Regions from separate parts of the Homo sapiens genome. Here region 1 is linked to region 2. The links are chromatin loops, found by intact Hi-C in ENCODE. Cell type or tissue: mammary epithelial cell. All regions are shown on one strand. Each heading gives the region's core, and the rest is flanking DNA. Links, peaks and the distances in the headings are about the cores only. Region 1 has its middle 41 kb from the start of LINC02724. Region 2 holds the start of NRXN2 (neurexin 2).

The links. A loop is a pair of places that touch in the nucleus more often than their neighbours do. Peaks named below come from ENCODE experiments on the same cell type or tissue, not always from the same donor. Only the 100,000 strongest peaks of a DNase experiment are listed, where the experiment ranks them.
Region 1: a loop joins it to region 2, with 16 times the contacts of the local background. A loop is called at or near these places in 3 of 110 quality-filtered maps.

The regions. Positions count from the first base shown.
Region 1 is chr11:64,484,725-64,494,471 of GRCh38, forward strand. No RefSeq gene overlaps it. Among named protein-coding and RNA genes, the nearest start is that of LINC02724, 41 kb to the left of the region's middle. RefSeq lists an enhancer at 5,267-5,768. In mammary epithelial cell, for the core only: a CTCF peak has its summit at 5,262 (motif pointing right); no DNase peak of the experiment used is centred there; H3K27me3 peaks cover 178 bases.
Region 2 is chr11:64,717,869-64,727,615 of GRCh38, forward strand. NRXN2 (neurexin 2) reads right to left here and starts at 5,329. Exons shown (of 23, transcript NM_015080.4): 1 at 5,103-5,329. It overlaps RASGRP2 (RAS guanyl releasing protein 2), which reads right to left. Exons shown (of 17, transcript NM_001098671.2): 16 at 9,428-9,492; 17 at 9,043-9,263. The coding sequence ends at 9,434. RefSeq lists silencers at 5,209-5,503, 5,490-5,789 and enhancers at 6,170-6,219, 7,429-8,267. In mammary epithelial cell, for the core only: a CTCF peak has its summit at 5,769 (motif pointing left); a DNase peak (open chromatin) is centred at 5,383; H3K4me3 peaks cover 432 bases; H3K27me3 peaks cover 610 bases.

The DNA of each region.
Region 1 (9,747 bases), core at 1,193-9,192, 230 kb before region 2:
CCTATCTCATCCTGGGACTTAGAATACCAAACTTCCTGGGAATGCCGCCCAGTAGGTCTCAGTCTCATTTTACCCAGCCCCTACTCAAGATGGAGTTGCTCTGGTTTGAATGCCTCTGAGGTTACAATGCAGGAAGCATTTCTCTCAGACCTCCTCTCCCGCTCAGTATCAGTCTCTCCCCCTCTGCTACCTCAAAACAAAATATTAAAAACAAAACAAAACAAAAAATACTCCAGTCTTTCCCTTGACCACCCTTTCCAGCCACAACCCATTTCTCGGTTCCCTTTCAGTGCCAAACTCCTCAGCAGAGCCGTCCGCTCCTGCTGTCTCCATTCTATCACCTCACACCCACTTTTTAATCTAAGCAAAAGAATCTGAACATATAGAAGAGTGCAGAGAATTCACAGCCCAGATTTGACAACTGCAAACATTTTGCTGTATTTGATTGGGATTTGTGTGTTTCATCCTCCCCACCCTTTCCTCCCATGCTTCCTGCCTCTGAGCCCTACCCCAGGCTGGGTCCCGTATTCCACACTCACCGCCTGGTTGAGGAATCCCAGTGGGGCGGCGCCTCCATCTGTCTGGGAGTTTGGCTGGTGGCCGCCTGCGCCTCGGGTAGGGAAGCTCCACGAGACAGAGATCTCGTCCATTCTCACCCCAAGCTCTCCCGCACCTCGTTAAGGCATCCAATAAATAGTTGTTGCACCGAAGAATGGCCACCCACCAGCTGAACTCCCAGCCTGATCCCTGATTGCCAATAATAGGATCTTACATGTCAATTCAAGCCTAATTATTTCCCTTTTGATTATTTTTTTGTCTTCTAGTTCTGATCATTTTTGTAATAAGGCACTCCCTGGTGGAAACATGGAAAGTACAGAGAGGTAAAAAGCGGAAGGGGAAAACTCACTCATAGTCCCATCATCCAAAAACAGCCCAATCGCATGGCTCAAGGCAACACCTCTTTGTCTTACCTATTTTGACGTGGATGCAACAGGTAGAGAGTTTCATTCACCGGAAACTCCACCATCGATCCTCATAAGAAAAGCAGAGAGAGAACTACGTGCTCCCTGGGGTCCCATGGGTGGCAATGAGGTCCTCAGTCCAGTTCCTGTGAAAAGATGTCTCGAGAGTTTTTTTTGAGACAGAGTGTCACTCTGGTGCCCAGGCTGGAGTGCGGCGGCACGATCTTGCCTCACTGCAACTCCCACCTCCTGGGTTCAAGCAATTCTCATGCCTCAGCCTCCTGAGTAGCTCGGATTACAGGTGCCCACCACCAGGCCCAGCTAATCTTTTTTTTTCATTTTTAGTAGAGATGGGGTTTCGCCATGTTGGCCAGGTTGGTCTCAAATGCCAACCTCAGGTGATCTGCCCGCCTCGGTCTCCCAAAGTGCTGGGATTACAGGTGTGAGCCACCGTGCCTGGCCGAGTCATTTTTGGCTGCAGAAAGGTTTGGGGTTCCCCCTGGTTGGTGGGGGATATCAATGAGGGGAGAGGTGGAGAGATTTCAGCAACTTCTGTGCCTGGGAAACTTTGAGATGGGGAAGAGAAGCCTACACTGGATTTATGGGTAGCCTTCTAGGCAAAGCTCTCTGTGAATCATTGTGGCTTCTGGATTCCAGCTGCCATTTCCTTCAGTCCTACATCAAGCAGTGACTGGGCCACATGGAGCCCTGCGAGTGATGGGTTACAGTGACAGTCACACATGTATATGTCTGAGGAAACTTCATTGTAGCCAACAGCTCCTGCTCAGGATTGAAAGAAATAGAGTATCAGAGGCATATTAGAGTTTTCCAGAGAAACAGAACCCATAGGCTACATAGAGACATAAGAGGAGATTTATTATGGGAATTGGTTCACGCAATTATGGAGGCTGAGAAGTCCACCATCTGCCACCTGCGGAGTGGCCTCTGGGGGCCAGGGCAGGATGGGGAGGGAAGGGAGGGAGTCAGAACCCCCTCCTGTACACACTTCCATGTTGATATTATTACATTTTGTTGTAATCATTCATTTATGGGTTTGTGCCTCCCAATGACTTCCTGTTCCTCTAAGGGGACTATGTCTTATTGATCTTTGAGTTACCAGCTCCATGGACAGCACCAGCAGATGCATAGAGCTCAACACATCTGTTGGCCGAATCCACCTCCCTTCACCCTGAGGCACCCTGCACAGGGTTTTCAGCACTGCGTGGATGCTCCTTCCCCACCTGGCTGACTCCTTGAGCACAGCTTTAGTCATGAGCCCCATGGGACCACCCCAAGTCTCTCTGTGGATGCACTTGGCCAGATCATGGGTTAAGCTCCTTTTTGGGGCTATGCCCACTGGGCCAGTACTCATAGTTCTCCTCCTGCCAGGAATGCCGTTAGTAGGTAGAGCTGGGCCACTGCCCCGCAAAATGGACACGTGGCTCTGCCTAAGGCAGCAAGGACCACCAGGATGGTGTGGGAGGAGGGGAGGAAAAGGACCTGGGGCTCTGAGGCAGGGCAGGCTTCATGGGTCTGTGCGGCCACTTAAGAAGGGCCCAAGCTTGTTCCAATGCTTTCCAACCACCAACTTGATACTACTTCTGAATAAAAGGCCTGTGTTTTCATTTTGCACCGGAACCCACACATTTTGTAGCTGGTGCTGCTGTGAGGAATTAGCAGAGGAGGGTCCCAGAAGCAAGAAGGAACAATGGGCTGTTTAGAAGAAGCTCTGGGCCTCAGCCACCCTCAGAGAGCAGTGATGACCGGAGCTTGGGCAGGGGGTGGGTGAGTGGGGGGCAGGGACATGGCTGGCATGCTCTCTCTGCCCTGATCGGAGACCCACGATTCTCCAAGGCATTGGGGACCAATATCCCTGGTCCACGAATGGCCACAGGCCCCAGTGGTGAACTTCGTTTTTTTCTCATTGGAGAGAAAATAGCAGAGTGAAGACCTGCGATTGAAGATCACCCCAATGTAGAAATATTTTTTTCAGAGAAAAGAAAAATCGAGTTCTCAGTGTTCCAGCATGGCTTTGCCAAGACTGAGAGGAGGCTGGGGCAGATTGAGCCCCATGAGACCACCCTCATGCCCCCACATCCAACAACTGCAAAATGTTCAGTGACCCAAACAGATGACAGCCAGTCACAGGGTCACAGGGACCCGAGCTGCACAGACAGCTCATCCTCACCCTCATTATATGCAGATTCTGTATTTGCAAATTTGCCAACTTGCTTAAATGTATTTGTAAATCCAAAATCAGCACTCAGGGCCTTTTTTTTTTTTTAATCTGAGACAGAATCTTGCTCTGTTGCCCAGGCTGGAGTGCAGTGGCGTGATCTTGGCTCACCGCAAGCTCAGCCTCCTGAGTTCACGACATTCTCCCGCCTCAGCCTCCCGAGTAGCTGGGACTACAGGCGTGTGCCACCGCACCCAGCTGATTTTGTTTTTGTATTTTTAGTAGAGATGGGGTTTCACTGTGTTAGCTAGGATGGTCTTGATCTCCTGACCCTGTGATCCACCCTCCTTGGCCTCCCAAAGTGCTGGGATTACAGGCGTGAGCCACCGCGCCCGGCCAGTCAGGGCCTTTTGAGTTCATTTATGGACAGGCCCAGTGGCCAAAAAAAAAAAAAAAAAAAAATGCTTTGAATGTATGTTCCCAGTTGAGGCTGAACAAGGAACTGCCATCTTGCTTCAGCTCTTATGTCATAAACACATTTTTTCGAAGTCTATTTGGTGCTATGGTTTTGCATTTTCATGTTTCTTCTAGGTGATTTTGTTTAAAATGGCCCTGGCTCCAGAATAGCACTAAAGTGCTATCTGTTGTTCTAAGCACAAGAACCTGCCCCATGGAGAAAACACATGTGTTAGATACACTTCGTGCAGGCATGAGATAATTAATCAGCAATAGACACAAAATGATGTATATTTAAACAGAAACACACATAAAGGAGAATTGTTTATTCATTGACTAATAAATGTGACCAGAGGCTGGGCATGGTGGCTCACGCCTGTAATCCTAGCACTTTGGGAGGCCGAGGTGGGTGAATCACCTGAGGTCAGGAGTTCGAGACCAGCCTGGCCAACATGGCAAAACCCCGTCTTTACTAAACATACAAAAATTAGCCAGACGTGGTGGTGTGTACCTATAATCCCAGCTACTTGGGACGGTGAGGCAGGAGAATCACTTGAACCTGGAGGGCAGAGGTTGCAGTGAGCCGAGATCGCACCACTTCACTCCAGCCTGGGCGAAAGAGCCAGACTTTGTCTAAAAAAAAAAAAAAAAAAAAAAAAATGTGACCAGAGGCTCACAGGACCCTGACCCCAAGTTTCCCTAAAAGCAATAATTCAGTATCCACTAGTTCTAGTTCAGTCTTTGAGGGGACCTTACAGAATATAATTATTGCCAATGATGAGTATCAGCTGTAATCCGAGAGGCCTAAGAAGTTTAGGAATGCATTTCGGGTTTCTTTGCCTTGTGGGTATATAGACTTAAATCACCACTTTTTTGATGAGAAATAGGCTTAGAGAGATTAAATGATGCTATGGACGAACATTTGTGCTCCTCCAAATTCATATGTCAAAGGCAGAATCTTTCTGATTCTAGAGCCAGGACATACTTTTCAAACATTTGCACCGAAGCATCCCCAACACGGAAGAGGGAAATACGGGTCCCTGGGGGTACAAAGGGGTGGAAAATGACCCTTCTGGGTGTAAAAGTCCTTGAAAGTCTCTGTTTGACCTTAAAAATTCCTGTAAATTATTCATTCCACTCTACAGATAGTATGCTTTTGTTTTACCATAAAATATTATATTAAATCACTAGTTGAATGGTGTAACTCCAACAGCTAGACACACTCACTCGGATGTCATATACACTCCTAGAAAGAAGGGGCTGCTGAGCCTAACTCATCCCTGTGTTCCCTGGGCCCAACAGAATAGAGAGTCCCACACAGACACGGGATGAAGAGGGTCAGACAGAGGCACGGGATGAAGAGGGTCCCACACAGGCACGAGATGAAGAGGGTCCCGCACAGACACGGGATGAAGAGGGTCCCGCACAGACACGGGAGGAAGAGGGTCCCGCACAGGCACGGGAGGAAGAGGGTCCCGCACAGGCACGGGAGGAAGAGGGTCCCAGCACAGGTACAGGATGAAGAGGGTCACTGCCAGAAGCCAGGGCGCTGCGAGAGACAATGTGACAAAATCATTTCCTTAGGCATGGTCCTCTGGACACTCCAGCTTGGGCCAGTTTTCCACACTCCCTGCGGGACACGCATGCGCCTCTATCCTGCTTGACCACGTGGGGGCGCCCCACACGCGCTGTACCCCGGTACCCGCACCTCTGCGCGTTTCACTCAGATGTGGCTTTGTTTCCCACGATGTCCGCATCGTCCTCTGTGTCAGCCATGGTTGCCATGGATACCGTGGCTCCCAGCCAGAGGAGGGTCTCAGGGCTCAGAGGCTTTGTTGATGTTAGGCCATCAGTTCAAGAACAGGACCACGCAGTGGGGAGCTGTGTGCTGATGCGGAAGGACCCTGTGGATGTTACCGGGGAAGAATGAATGGAACTCCCTTCTGAGCAGCCTCAATGGAGACCAACCCAACACGCTCACCTTGTGTTCACCCCGTGCAGCAGGGACTGCCCCTGCCTCCCACGCAGGAGGGGCCAAACCCACTCACAGCAGGCCTGAGGCCCCCAGGTCTCGGGGTCACGGGGGAGTTCCTTGTTCCTCTGTCCCTCGTCCTTTCTGTCAGCTCGCCGTGGCGTGTTGATGCTGGCGTCGTGGTCCTTCGTCTTCCTTTGTGCTCACACTGACGGTTTCTGGACTTACGCATGTGGATGTCTGATAAGTGCATCCAGAGAGCCATGCCTTTTCATAAATGATGGTTGCTTCTCAGATTCACTGTGGCCAGGACACTGCGTTTTTGGAGACCACGTGCCGGCGGGCACACACCCTCCTGTTGCTCAGATGAACCAACCGGCCTCCATTCCTGTGCTTCCGCAAGTGGCCTGTTCCACACCTGCAGCCGTCTGTGTGCCAATCAGGGACTGCTGAACAACACCTGTGGCTCTGAGGGCGTCCTCTGAGGGATCTCACCCGAGTCCCACGGAATCTGATTCTGCAGCAGCCTCCCTTTCCCAGTGGCCACCCAGTCCCCACGCTGCCCACTGGGGCTCTTCTCGACCCCCATCATGGGCGTGTGGCTTGCCTGGCCGTGACAGCAGGCTGTAGTTTCCTGCACCCACTGCACCCTCTCTCTAGAACATTCTCCAGCTTGAGCAGCATCTTCAGGAAACGCCATCTGATCACAGCGCCCATCCGCGGCGCAGACCCACTCCTCCCTTCCATCAGTGTGGCTTTTGTGTTGGTTCAGTTACTCTTCTTGGTTTCTTTTGAATAATTTCGTTTTCCTTTCCTAATTTCTTAGGATGAATACAACATATTCGTTCTTTTGATGTGCTTGGCTCATCTTCCTACTTTAATAACGAAAGCATTTTAAAGTGCTAACATTTCCTGTGAGTATTGGTTTTTGAGGATTCACACAGATTTCGGGATGAAACGTCCTTTATTATTATTATTATTATTATTACTTGCAGGATAATATGCCGTTGTAAAACTTCCTATTTGAGCTAGGTGTAAGCTAGGAATGTGTCTCTTAATTTTGAAGTTGTAAACATTTTTGGGTTATCTCTGTAGTAATTATTCCCAATTGTTTTGGATTATGTTTAGAGGATTTGCTGGTAAAGCCTGTTTAAAAAATATTCTCGGCCCGGCACGGTGGCTTACGCCTGCAATCCCAGCACCTTGGGAGGCCGAGGGGGGTGGGGGCACGGATCACTCGAGGTCAGGAGTTTGAGACCAGCCTGGCCAAAATGACGAGACCCCATCTTTACTAAAAATACAAAAATTAGATGGGTGTAGTGGTGCATGCCTGTAATCCCAGCTACTTGGGAGCTGAGGCAGGAGAATCGCTTGAACCTGGGAGGTGGAGGTTGCAGTGAACCAGGATTATGCCACTGCACTCCAGCCTGGGCGACAGAGTGAGACTCTGTCTCAAAAAATAAAATAAAAATAAAAAATAAATAAAGACATCCTCAAGGATTTCTTTATGGCTAAGAACAGGAATGTGTTCCATGGACTTGAAAAAATGAATCCCTACTCAGGTGATATAAAGATATATTTCTATTAAGTATGAAGATTTTAGTGTATCTTATTGTATATATTGACATTTCCCACTATACTTGTATATGTGTGTTTACACATATTGATATGTGTATACATGTACACATACATAAATATATACACATACATATACGTGTGTGCATCTTTTTTTTTCCCCGAGATAGGGTCTCAGTCTGTTGCCCAGGCTGGAGTGCAGTGGCGTGATCTCGGCTCACTGCAACTTGGCCTCCTGGGTTCAAGCTATTCTCATGCCTCAGCCTCCCAGGTAGCTGGGACTACAGGCACCCGCCACCACATCTGGCTAATTTTTGTATTTTTAGTAGAGACAGTGTTCCACCATGTTGGTTAGTCTGGTCTTGAACTCCCGACCTCAGGTGATCCACTTGCCTTGGCCTCCCAAAATGCTGGGATTACAGGCGTGAGCCACTGTGCCTGGTCATGGATCTATATTTTAATCAAAGTCTCCTACCATTTCTTTTTTCTTTTCTTCTCTTTTTTTTTTTTTCTGAGATGGAGTCTCGCTCTGTCAACCAGGCTGGAGTGCAGTGGCTCGAACTCGGCTCACTGCAACCTCTGCCTCCTGGGTTCAAGTGATTCTCCTGCCTCAGCATCCTAAGTAGCTGGGATTTATGTGTCACCATGCCTGGCTAATTTTTGTATTTTTAGTAGGATAGGGTTTCACCATGTTGGTCAGGCTGCAGTCTCCTACCATTTAGAATAGCTTTTGTTTATGTCTACCTGCGGCACTGTTTTGTGGACACAGATCTATTTTTTTCATAAATGGTGGCTTTTATCATTATGTAATGTCCATTTTTTTCTAGTTAGTGCTTTAACCCTCAATTCCACTTTCTCTCATATTACCACTCATGTTTGCTTTTTGTTTCCATCTGCCTGGACTTCTTGTGACCATCTTATTTTGGTTCTGCTTTTTCCTTCCTTCCCCTTTCTTGCCTTCATTTGAACTAACTTTTCTTTTTTCCTTTTCCTATTGTTTGTTTATTCTTTCTGTGTTAACCATAGATTTTTTTATATGTATACTTAAATTAACAAAATCTAAATTTAATCAATATATTCATTCTCTTAATTAAGGACTTTACAATGCTTTAATTCTTATATAACCCATCTAACTTACACATACTATTGTTGTCTTCACTTTTATCTTTTTTAATCCCTAAAATTAGACATTATTATTATTGCTTCATAGTCAATATTTAGATGTCTATGTTTTAACCAGTTTCTTTGCTATTATTTCATATTTTTAGAGCTAAAGATAATTTTAATTTTGAAATGATTTTATACTTGTAGAAATTTGGGCTGGGTGAGGTAGCTCACCCCTGTAATCCTTGCATTTCGGGAGGCTGAGGTGGGAGGATGACTTGAGCTTGGGAGTTCGAGTCCAGCCTAGGCAACATAGTGAGACCTCGTCTCTATAAAATAAAAAGAATTTTAAAAAGAAAATTGCAAGAAGAGTACAAATAGCATGCTTTCCCCTTCTGAACCACTTGAGAATTAATTACCAGCCTGATGCCCATTATCTCAAATTCTTTAGGGTGTACATCCTACAACAAGGACAGTCTCCTGCATAGCAAGGCAACATCAACATCAGGAAATTAACACTCACACACTACTACCATCTAATCAACAGAATCCTGCATTCATGTTTAGGCAATTTCTCAGGAACATCCTTTGTACCAACAAGATCTCATCTTGGGTCACAAGTTGTATTTAGTTGACATATCTCTTCAGTCTCCTTCAATCTAACAGTTTCTCTGTCTTTTCTTGATTTGTATGACCTGACGCTTTTGAAAAGCACAGATCAGTTATTTTGTAGAATGTTCCTCAAGTACAGGATTGTCTGATGCTTCCTTTTGATTAGATTCAGGTTACGCATTTTTGGCAGGACTATCATAGCAGTTGGGCTGTGTTCTTTCCATTGTATCCTATCAGGGAGAACACAACATAGATTTATCCTATGACTGGTGATGGGACATCATGCTTTGACTGTGACTTTGGTCACTTGGCTAAAATGGTATCTGCCAGGTGTCTCCACCGTAAAGTTATTATTTTTCCCTTTGTATTTAACAAATGTTTTGTAAAGAAGTACCTCGAAACCACGTAAATATTCCTGCCTGTTCAAACTTTCACTCATCAGCATTAACATCTACTGATACTTCTTGGCTAAATTACTGATTACTAACAGCTATGATGATTACCAAATGGTAACTTTTCTAATTCCATAATTTCTTCCACGTTTGTTAGTTGGCATTTTGTTGTAAGAAAATTTTTTCTTCTCCTCATTTATGTATTCATTCATTAGTATCTATATGGCTTTCTGTTTTATCCAATAGGTTATGTTATTATTATCTAGTTTGGTGTTCAAATTATGTCAGAACAAGCGGGACCCCTTTAGAGCTGGCTCCTCTGTCCTTTTAATTCATCTCCTTCGATTTTTGAGCACATGCTCACTCTCTGGCACAAAAGATGTTATAGGTTTATCTTGTGCTTTTCCTACCTCAACCCTGGAATCAGCCATTTTCCCAAGAAATCCTGGTTGCTTTTAGGGGAGAATGGTATTTAGAAACCAAGATTTGAGTGCTGGG
Region 2 (9,747 bases), core at 943-8,942:
CCTGTGTCTGGGGCTCAGAGCCCACCCTCCTCTGATCTGGCCTTCACAGGGGACATAGCTCTCTCAGGTGCCCCACTCTAAAGCCCACTCCTGGGACTGGGAGACAGAGATCTCAGAGCTCATGGGGTTCATCTTCTCTTTTTTTTCCTGATGTGGAAACTGAGTCCCAGGGAGGGGCAGTGAGCTGGCCTGGGATCACACAGAAAAGCAAGACTAGAACCAAAGTCGCTGGCCTTCCCTTCCAGACATTTCCCCTTGCACTTGCTGACCTAGACCTGGGCCCTCCAACCTGACCAAAGGCCTCAGCCCTACGCCATCAGGGGCAAGTATGCAAATGGTGATCCATGCCCACACAAGCAGAGCCCCTGGCCAGGGGCCCTCTCCCCGCATCCACACAGCCCCCTCTCTGTCAATGCCCACACACACAAACACACGCCCATACACACACCTCCAGCCATGGGGATGCCGGCCTCCCTCTGGCTCTCCTCTCCTCACGCCAGCATCCTCTCATGCCAGCTGGGAGTGAGACAGCAGGGGCCTCCTCCAGGCGCCAGGGAGGAAGAGCTGGGTTTACACACATTCTGGTGGCCCCAGAAGGCAGCCCGTGGACAGGTGGGAGAAGTGCGTGCTATGGGGGGAGATTCTGGCTCAGGCTAAAGAGAAACTTGCTGGCTGGCAATCTAAAGCATCCAACAGTGGAGTAGGCTGCCTCGGGGGGTGGTGAGTTCCCCGTCTGTGGGGGTGTTCGAGGTGAGACCGGATGACTGCTGCTCAGAGAGGCTCGGTGTGGGGGAGGCTCTTGAATCATATGGAAGAGGACAGCAGACTGCTTGACCCCTGAGGTCCTTTTCAGGTGCAGAATGTTTTTTGGAGGGTCCCCTTTCCCCCGTGAAATTCCAGGCAAGATTGGCAGACGGTGAACAGTTCCTACCTCCCCCTTCCTTCCAGCCGTGATGATCTGGCAGAAAAAAGGGAAGACCCCATGCCTTTCCACACCCAGCCACAACCTCAGCAGCAGCAAAAACAAGACAGCACAGTGGTTAGAGGCACTGGCTCTGAAGCCTGGGTTCAAATGCCAGCTCTACCCCTATCCAGCTGTGTGACCTTTGGTAAGTTACTCAGCCTCTCTGTGCTTCACTTTCTTTATGTATAAAATAGAGATAATAATAGTGTTGTCAAAATTAGAATTAACATACATAAAGCTCCTAGTACACTGCCTGGCATAGACTAACGTGTGAAAAAAAAGTGTGTCGTATTAATGATTTTTTTAAAACTTCTCATCTCGGCCTTTTACAGTTTGCAGTACCGAGTGCCTAGTGTTTCCTCTGATCCTCACCAGGGCTTGGTGAGAAAAGTAAGCAAGACAAGTATTATCACTGCCCCTTTTACAGATGAGGAAATAGATACTCAAAGGGGAGAAGGGACCCACCCAAGGTCCCACAAATCATAAATGGCAGAGCTGGGATTCAGATTTGGTTCTGTCTAATCCCTATCCCTCGTGTCCTCCTCAACTCTGCTGGTCAATTGTCCTGACTCAGAGGGCAGTAGAAGGAACAAACAGGTCTAAAGATAAGTCGGAGTCCCATGCCAGGGTGGGCTGGGCATGAGCGGCCATGTCTGCAGGTCGCCAAGCAGCTCTCTGTGTCATGGAGAGAAGCATGGAGCGGGCTGGGCCCAGGAGCTGGTAGCTCGGGGTGCACAGGATGAGGCTGCTGCCGCCTCATGGAGCTGGGGAAGCGGGTGGGCTGGGGACAGAGGTGCAATGGAATGACTTGGTGGAGTGGGGGCCGGAGGACAGGTGCATGGGAGCATGGAGGTAGGTGGTGGGAGGGATGAGCACCAAGCTTACCTATGCTGTGCACAGCTGGGGCACAGCAGCCTGGGCGGGTGCACCCCAGTGATGCAGAGGGGGACAGATGGCTTCCAGGGGCGGCCTTGTGAGTAAGCATGAGGTGCCTGGGAATGTTCCTAAAGGTATCTATGACAGGTGTGTGCGCGTGTGTGTGCGTGCAGGGAAGGTTATGATAATGACAATAAAAATAGCTACCATTTACGGGGACCTTCTATGTGTCTTACAAATACCTCAAAGTAAGGTTTACAGAGTGCTTCGCACAAGGCCAGGCACACAGTAGGTACACAATAAACATGCTTGTTACTACTATCATTGCCATCATTGTCCTCTCAGTGAGTCCTCATAACATCCCACTAGGTAGGGATGAGGATCCCATTTCACACGTGAGGAAACTGAGGCTCACTGAGGAGCACAGCGGAGTCCCACCTTCACCCTCACCCCACCATGCCAAACAGTGGTGGTGGCAGTGGGGAAGCAGCTTCGTAAATAACAAGGTGCCACACACATCCTTGAAAGTGTGCACCAGACTATTTGTTGAATGAGTCTCCGAGAGCCCACAGGCCCATCAGTGTGGAAGGGGCAGGGGCGAGGGAGCTGCACCAACAGATGGAGCAGCAAGGTGGGTGGCGTGTGAGGACACACAATCGGGGCATCCCCGTGGGGGCTGGGCTTGGGAGCTGCGAATGAAAGGACAGTGTCTCCAGTGCACAGGCAGGTGTAGGGGCCCTTGTGCCTGAGGATTAATGCGGGGGGTGGGGCCACTTAGAAATGGGAAGGCTCCCAGGGAAACCAGGTGTAGGTGGGGGCTGGACTCCACTGGGAAGGGTCGTGGTTGTGGCCAGGAGGGGTAGGAGGCCCTGCGCCGAAGGTACAAAGATAAGTGAGTGAGAGAGAGAGAAAGTAGAAGAGAGGTTTAGGGGGTGAGCCACAGCATTAAGTGTGTTAGCAAACATGTGCTGGTGTGCACACACACGTGCACACACACAAAGGCCTGGGGCAAGGTGTTCAGCACCCAGACAGACATGCACATGGTACTTCAGGATGAGCTTGCTGGGGGGCAGGGACTGGTGTGTCTGGGAGGGTGTGCCCACATGCTGTGTAGACCTGGGAGGGATGGGGTGTCTGGAAGGAGAGGGTGTGTTGCAAGGACTGAAGGTGTATGAGGAAGAAGCACAGGTGTGCCTGCGATGGCTGTGAGCCTGGGGAGGTGAGTGGTTGGATGGGGGCTGTGTGCATCCAAGGGTGAGGGCTGGCAGTGCTGCGCTGGGGGCTCTGGGGGCACGTAGTGGCCGTGTGTGTGTTGTGTACATGGCAGCAAGGCACCTGGGGGAGGTCTCAAGGAGGCAGGCATGAGGTGGCAGCCTCTCTGGGTGGGGAGTGTGGGCTGTATGCTGCCAGGAGGTGTATTGTGTACGCAGGTGTGTGTGCCTGTGTAGGTGTGTGTCTGGGTGGGTGCCACCGAGCGCGTGTATCATTGTCAGAGTGTCTGTGTCACTGGCAAGGGTAAGCGGGAGGGAGCAGCTGGACCTGGGTAGTGACTGAGCCTGGAAGGAAAGAGGGGTCCCCACCAGCCACTCGCGCACCCAGCCCCTCCTCTCAGAACTCCAATGTCATATGGATTCAGCCCAGGCCTGGGCTGGAAAGAACTGCCCGGCAGCCGTGGCTGGTTGGTCCATCCCGCCCACCCCTGTGGATCTGAGGATAGGATGGGTCTGAGAACACTTCCTCTAGCATGAATGAAGAGCCCCCAGCCAGACCCTTCTCCCCTGTCTCCCAAAAGATCCAGCCACACCTCAGATGCCAGCATCCCTAGAGCCATCCCTGGAAGCAAGAGGAGGTAGGGACTGAGGGGCTGAAGCACCCACAAAACAGAAGGCCTCACAGTTAGCAGACTGCAGACCTCCCTCCCCTTCTCCTTCCCTCTCCCTTCTTTCTTTCTCCTTCTCTGGCAGAAGACAGAGAAAGTAAGACCCTAATGTCCACCCTCCTCCAAAAGGAACACCCAGACACTGGGAAGGTAGACAACAGGGAAGGATAAGAATGAATGGAAGAGGAGAGACGCCCACCCGCCAACACATGAAAAAACAGGGCTATCTGGAAGCCCCCAGGGCAGCCAAGGGACTGGGGACCCAAGACCCACCCCCTAAAAATCTATTTCATTATTCCAGGTGGACAGCCTCCTCCTTCACCTCCAGACACCAAGAAAAAGCCCCTCCCAGCCCTTGCTAGCTCAATGAGGCATCGAATGCCCTCTCCCAAGATTCAGGAGGGGGGTGAGAGTAAAGGAGACAACAGCACCCCAAAGCCAATTGTGCCCCAAAAGCCCATCAAGGGTTCAAGGGCTCATACCCCAACCCAAAGACCCCAGGGAAGATTGCTGCTTCAGCTGGGGGAGGAGGCTGGGACATGAGAAATGGTCCCTTCCTCTTTAGGGGTGGGGGAGCAAGCCAAGGGCCCTGCAGCTTCCTCTCCCCCTGCAGCACTCTCTGACCAGAACCCTGTCACCGCCCCCAGCGCATTCCCACCCCAGCAAAGCCCCCTCCTACTGATTTCCCAGTCTCCCTGTCTCATCACCCCCAGCCTTCCCCCGCAAGCTTCCGCTCCTCTCCCTCAGACCCCATCTTTCCCAGCTCTCCACCAGCACAGACCCATCTCTGCCTGGAGCACCTTGGCACATTCCCCTCTGCTCTCTCCCAATAACCTCTTCTCCCCTTGGCTCCCATCCCCCAGGAAAGCCTGGTCCTCAGTGGGTCCCCTCAGGACGAAGCCCTTGGCCTGGCCCCTTTCCTTCCCTCTCCACTTCTCTCTCTTCTCCAGCCCCCTCTCCTCTCCTCCCACGAAGCCCAGTTTCTCGCTGGTTAGACCCTCCAGAACACAACAGCTCCTCTGGCCCGGCGCTGCTTCAAGCCTCTGGGGCTAGCACAGACTGGGGACCCCCCTTTAAGAACCCCCTCTAAGTCCTCTGGATGCCCCTCCTCTCTCCATCCCTTCCCCCAAAGACCCTTCCTCCCACCCCTCCCCATTCTCCTCAGCTCTCAGGGCCAGTGCCCCTTCCACAGGAGCCTCCGACCCCCAAGCCCCCAGCGGCTTTGCCTCCTCGCTGTCACCGGGCCAGCCCTCTCAGCGCGGCGCCCCCGCCCCCCAATTCATCCGTCCTGCCTCCCTCGCCCCCTCCGATCCGCTCCCCTCCCCCGATCGGCTCCCGCCCCCCGCCCGTCTCCGCCGCAGCGCCCCCCCCCCCCCATTTTACCTGGTTCTCGGGGCGCCAGAAGCTGGAGGGTGGGTAGCAGAGCTACAGGGCCGCCCCGTCTCCGACGGGTGGCAGAGCCAGGGCTAGCGGTGTCTGCCGCCTCGCGCCTCTCTCCCTCCCCGCCGCGTCCCCGCCCGCCCGCCCGCCCCGCCGCGGTGCCTCTCCGAGGAGGATGCTCCGCGAGTCAGGGCGGCTGCTCCCGCCGCCGCATCCCTGCAACACCGACTGACGGCAGCATCAGCACCAGTGCCCGCCCCCGAGACGCGCGCATTGGACCACGCTGCGCTGACGGGCGAGCAGCGCAGCCAATGCAAGGGCTCAGAAGCCGCCAGTCCAGCGGCTCCACAGGCCCACTCCCTCCCTCGCGCGGGACCCAGGCGTCCCGGCCCCAGCACCCGCGCTCCTCCCAGCCTCTCGAGGTTCTCGGGCGCCCGGGCCCCCAACCAGGCGGGCCCCAAACCCGGCCTCAGTGTCTTTTCCGGGAACCCAAGCACTCTCGCCCCTCGCCCCTCGCCCCTTAGTTCGGGGCCTTGGGTCCCGCACCCTCCCCCCACGGCCAGCAGGTCTTCGCGCAGCGCGGGGCTGGGACAAGCCGAAGGAGAGGCTGTGGACCCCGACTTGGGACGCCGCGAGAGCAGGGCTGATGCGGGGCCTGGGCCGCAGCGCCCTCTGCTGGCTACCCCCAGGGGCGGGCCCGGGCTTCGAGGAGCCTAGAGAAGGGGGACTCGGTGGGTCCATGGCTGCTGGGGGCTTTTTCCAGTCGGTAGCCTGGCCCCCACCTCCCACCGTCCGGAGGGCCCCTGGCTTGGAGCCCCCAGAACTGAAGAGGAAGGGGCTTTGCTGGGATAAAGACGGAGGCGGTGGGGGAAGGAAAGGCAGAGATGGGGGCGGGGTAGACCTAGGAACTTGGGGGTTTCCCAGTCCTGCCTCATGGGAATCCCAGAGTTTGAGGCCAAACTCTCAGTTCTGCCTGGAACCCTGGACCGAGGTACGAGTAGGTGTGGGGGCAGGGTTGCGCCTGCACATGCCTGGTGACTGAGGGCACCTGGCAGCAGCCCCCTTCTCTGTTCTCCTCCTCCCATCCATGAGTTTCAGTTAGAGTGGTGCTGGGGGGCGCAGGTCTCTCCTGTAAGGGTACATGCATCACTGTGCATGTGTATGAGTGTGGGGGACTGGGGGACACCCTTCACTCACTCCGCCAATAAAAGTGTACACACACTGGCACTTAGTGTGTATACCCCGAGGTTGGTCACTGGGCTGCTGAATGAGACAGTGAGAGACAGAGTGTGTGTGTGTATGTGTGCCAGACCATTCTGCCAGCTCACTCCAGGACCCTGGTTTCTGTTGCAGGGTCTGTGATCTGCACAGCTGGTGGTAGTTGGCACTTCCTTAGCCAGAGGCAACATGCAAGAACACTTACATTCAACCACCAATGCATGGACATTGGGGCACTCACAGCCATGCACACATATCTGTGAACACTGGGCATTCCCAGAGACACATAAGAACACCTGCAGAAATGCCCCACCATGGTAACACACCCACAGGAAGCATATACTGCCCAAGAACACACACACTTGTGCACACAGGTACCTACACCAGGCAATTAATGCATGCCCAGAACAGCTGCACCCAGGGGACCTGCCCACAGTCATCCTGGACCCCTGCCCAGGCACTTCAAAGAGAGTGGTCAATTACTGAGTGGCTTAATGCGGACACCAACCCCCCGGGTGGGAAACTCCTTCCCCAGCCTGTGAAGGGGTAAGAGGGGGACCCAGGCTGCAAGGAGTTTTTCCTAGGAGTCGAGAAGGGTGATCCCTAAGCCAGGTCCCAGACTTAGGGCCCACTCTGACCTTGGAGAGACCCCCAGGGCATCCCCACCAAAGCCAATGAAGGAGCCAGAGAATGGAACTGCTGCGTCAGGGCCTATGAATGCGAAATCGCCTCCCTGACCCCACAGCCCACTTTCCTGCCCATCCCCCACTGTTCCTCTTCCTGCAGCCTCCTCACACTCACACACACACACACACACACACACACCCCTTGTCCATCCAGGCATCAGGGCATAGACAGACAGATGCAATGGCTCACAGAGACAGACTCAGACCCTTACAGAGGAGCCTGGGCAGGGAGGGAGGTAAGTATGAGCACTTGTCTCCTTTCCCTACCCCCAGCTTTGCCCATCAAGGGCAGAAAAGGTCACCGGGCAGCTGCTGCATCTCCCTGTCCCTCCCACCTACAGGGACATCTCTCCTCTCTGCAAGGTCCAAGGTTCAGATTGCCTAAGCATTTGGGACCTGCCACTTCAAGACACACCCCACACACACACACACCACACACAGGTACCCACCCAATGTGGACAGTTGAGTGATATGCTGAGCACATGCCCTTCTCCCATGTGCAAAGGCCAGTGGGGACACATGGGGGAGGGGAAACACAGCAGATACAGCATGCATGTCCATGCACACACATGCACACAGGCGCATACAATGTGAAGCTCAGACACCAAATTCAGACACATGCAACCATGAAGACCGCTACTTGTCACATCCCGGGCAGGCAGACCTGGACACACATATGCATGCATGCATACACACACACACACACACACACACACACACACACACACACACCAGGAAGAGGCCAGACTGGAACTGGAGGGTAGTGACGAGAGGAGCCAAGAGGAACCGACTGGGCTGCAGGGATGGAGGCAGCACAGGAGGCAGGCGGCACAGGAGCGAGCTGCTCTTCACAACACAATCGCCGTCTGTTGTTATAGCAACTCAGCCCCCAAATCGTGAAACGGATATTACAGCCTCAAGAGGGGGAAGGGCGGAGGGGGCTGAGGACAGAAGGAGGGGCAGGGGGGCACCCGATGCAGAGACAGGGCTGGGGGGCCCAACACAGGGTAGGCCTGCAGGAGAGATATGACCAGGAAAGAGAAGGGAGTGACCCAAAATAAAGAACAGGCCAGGGGGAGTGGGGTCTCAAAGCAGGGATGGATGTGATGTGGGGAAACCCTGGGGTGGGGGACCGGGGCACTCATGGGGGAACTGAGGCCACTGCCAGGCCCACAGATACTGTGCTTTGGAGTGGAAGGTGCTCAGGTCTCCACCCCTAGGACAATCCTACAGCTGCTGTGGGACACCTCCCAGTTTGGGGGACTGAGGAGGTAGTTCCCATTGTCAGGACTGCTGTCTGGAGTCTCCTGATCCCAGGGGCAGCCCGGCCCAGCTTCAGAACCTTTAGTAAACTCCCAGACCAGCCTCAGAAGTGGCCTTAGCCTTCTTTAGGTAGCAGTGACCCCCAAAACCTCCGTGCTGCAGGCTCAGGAGGGAAGAGCTGGGTTGGGAGAAGCCACCACCGGAGGCTGAAAGCAGGATCAATATGCATTTCCTCTGGAAGTCACTGTCCTTCCGGCTGGCAGCAGCACCAGGCCAGGAGGCTGCAAGGCGGAGGAGTGCAGCCCCCACCCTGAGGCACAAGCCCAGCAGGGCCCTCGGACTGCCCAGGGCCCTCCCTCCCTTCCCCGACAGCCAGCAACTCTGTGCTGCCCCTCTCCCTCCCACGATTCCTGCAGTGAGGGCCCTGTTACTGGAAGCGTCCAAGCAGGGGCTGAAAGGCCCCCTGTCCAGCAAGGGAATTTCGGCCATGGGCTGAAGGCTTTGGGTATGCATGACTGGCCCTGCAATTCTCGGGTGCAGACCTACTAGTTTCAAGTTTTAGATGTCCAAGGATCTGGTCTCCTCAAGATCCTAGACCCTCCCCAAGATTCTTATGTTCCAAGGTTTTCTGCTTCTAAGATTCTCTTCCCCAAGACTCCAGACACATGAGATTCCAGACCTCCCAAGTTTCTCTGGCTACAAAGTTCTAGCTCCCAAGATTGTCATCCTGTAAAGTATACCATCCCCCTACCCCCCGGGATTCTAGGCGCTGATGGTGAAGGTTAATTACACGGGCCTTTTTATTCCATCTGGAAAATACAAATATTCACAAGAGTCTGTACAACCTTAGGGACACCAGCCCTGGCCCTGCCCTCAGCTGCATGCCACCCTCATATCCCACCCCCATCCCCAGCCTCCTGCCCCGACACCCCCAGGCTCCCTGCTCTGGTTGAAGTATTTTCTCCAAGGCAGGAATGAGTCCTTGATCCAACCACAGCTGGGAAGAGAAAAACAGGTTGTGAGGAAGACACCCCCCTAACAACAAGGTAGTAGCCCACCTGGCTTGGAGCCATTTGGATAAAGCACCCATTTCCCTGATACTCCCCAGCTCCCCCCCAGCCCTCAGTGGGGAGCTCTGGTGCCAGCTGTGGGAGGACTCACCATCTATTACAAGTGGATGTCAAACACCCCATCCTCCACCGTCTGTACCTCCTCCTCACGGATCTCTGCTGGGAGGGGGATTGCTGCAGAACACACTTCCAGGTCCCTGGGACTTCATCAACCCTTCCCCTCTCCACGGGAGGCATCCACATCATCCCAGAAGCAGACCCACCCACCAAAAATCAATTCCCTGCATGACCTCACAGCCCAATTTTTTTTTTTTTTTTTTTTTTTTGAGACAGAGTCTCTCTCTGTCGCCCAGGCTGGAGTGCAATGGCGCAATCTCGGCTCTCTGCAACCTCCACCTCCCAGGTTCAAGC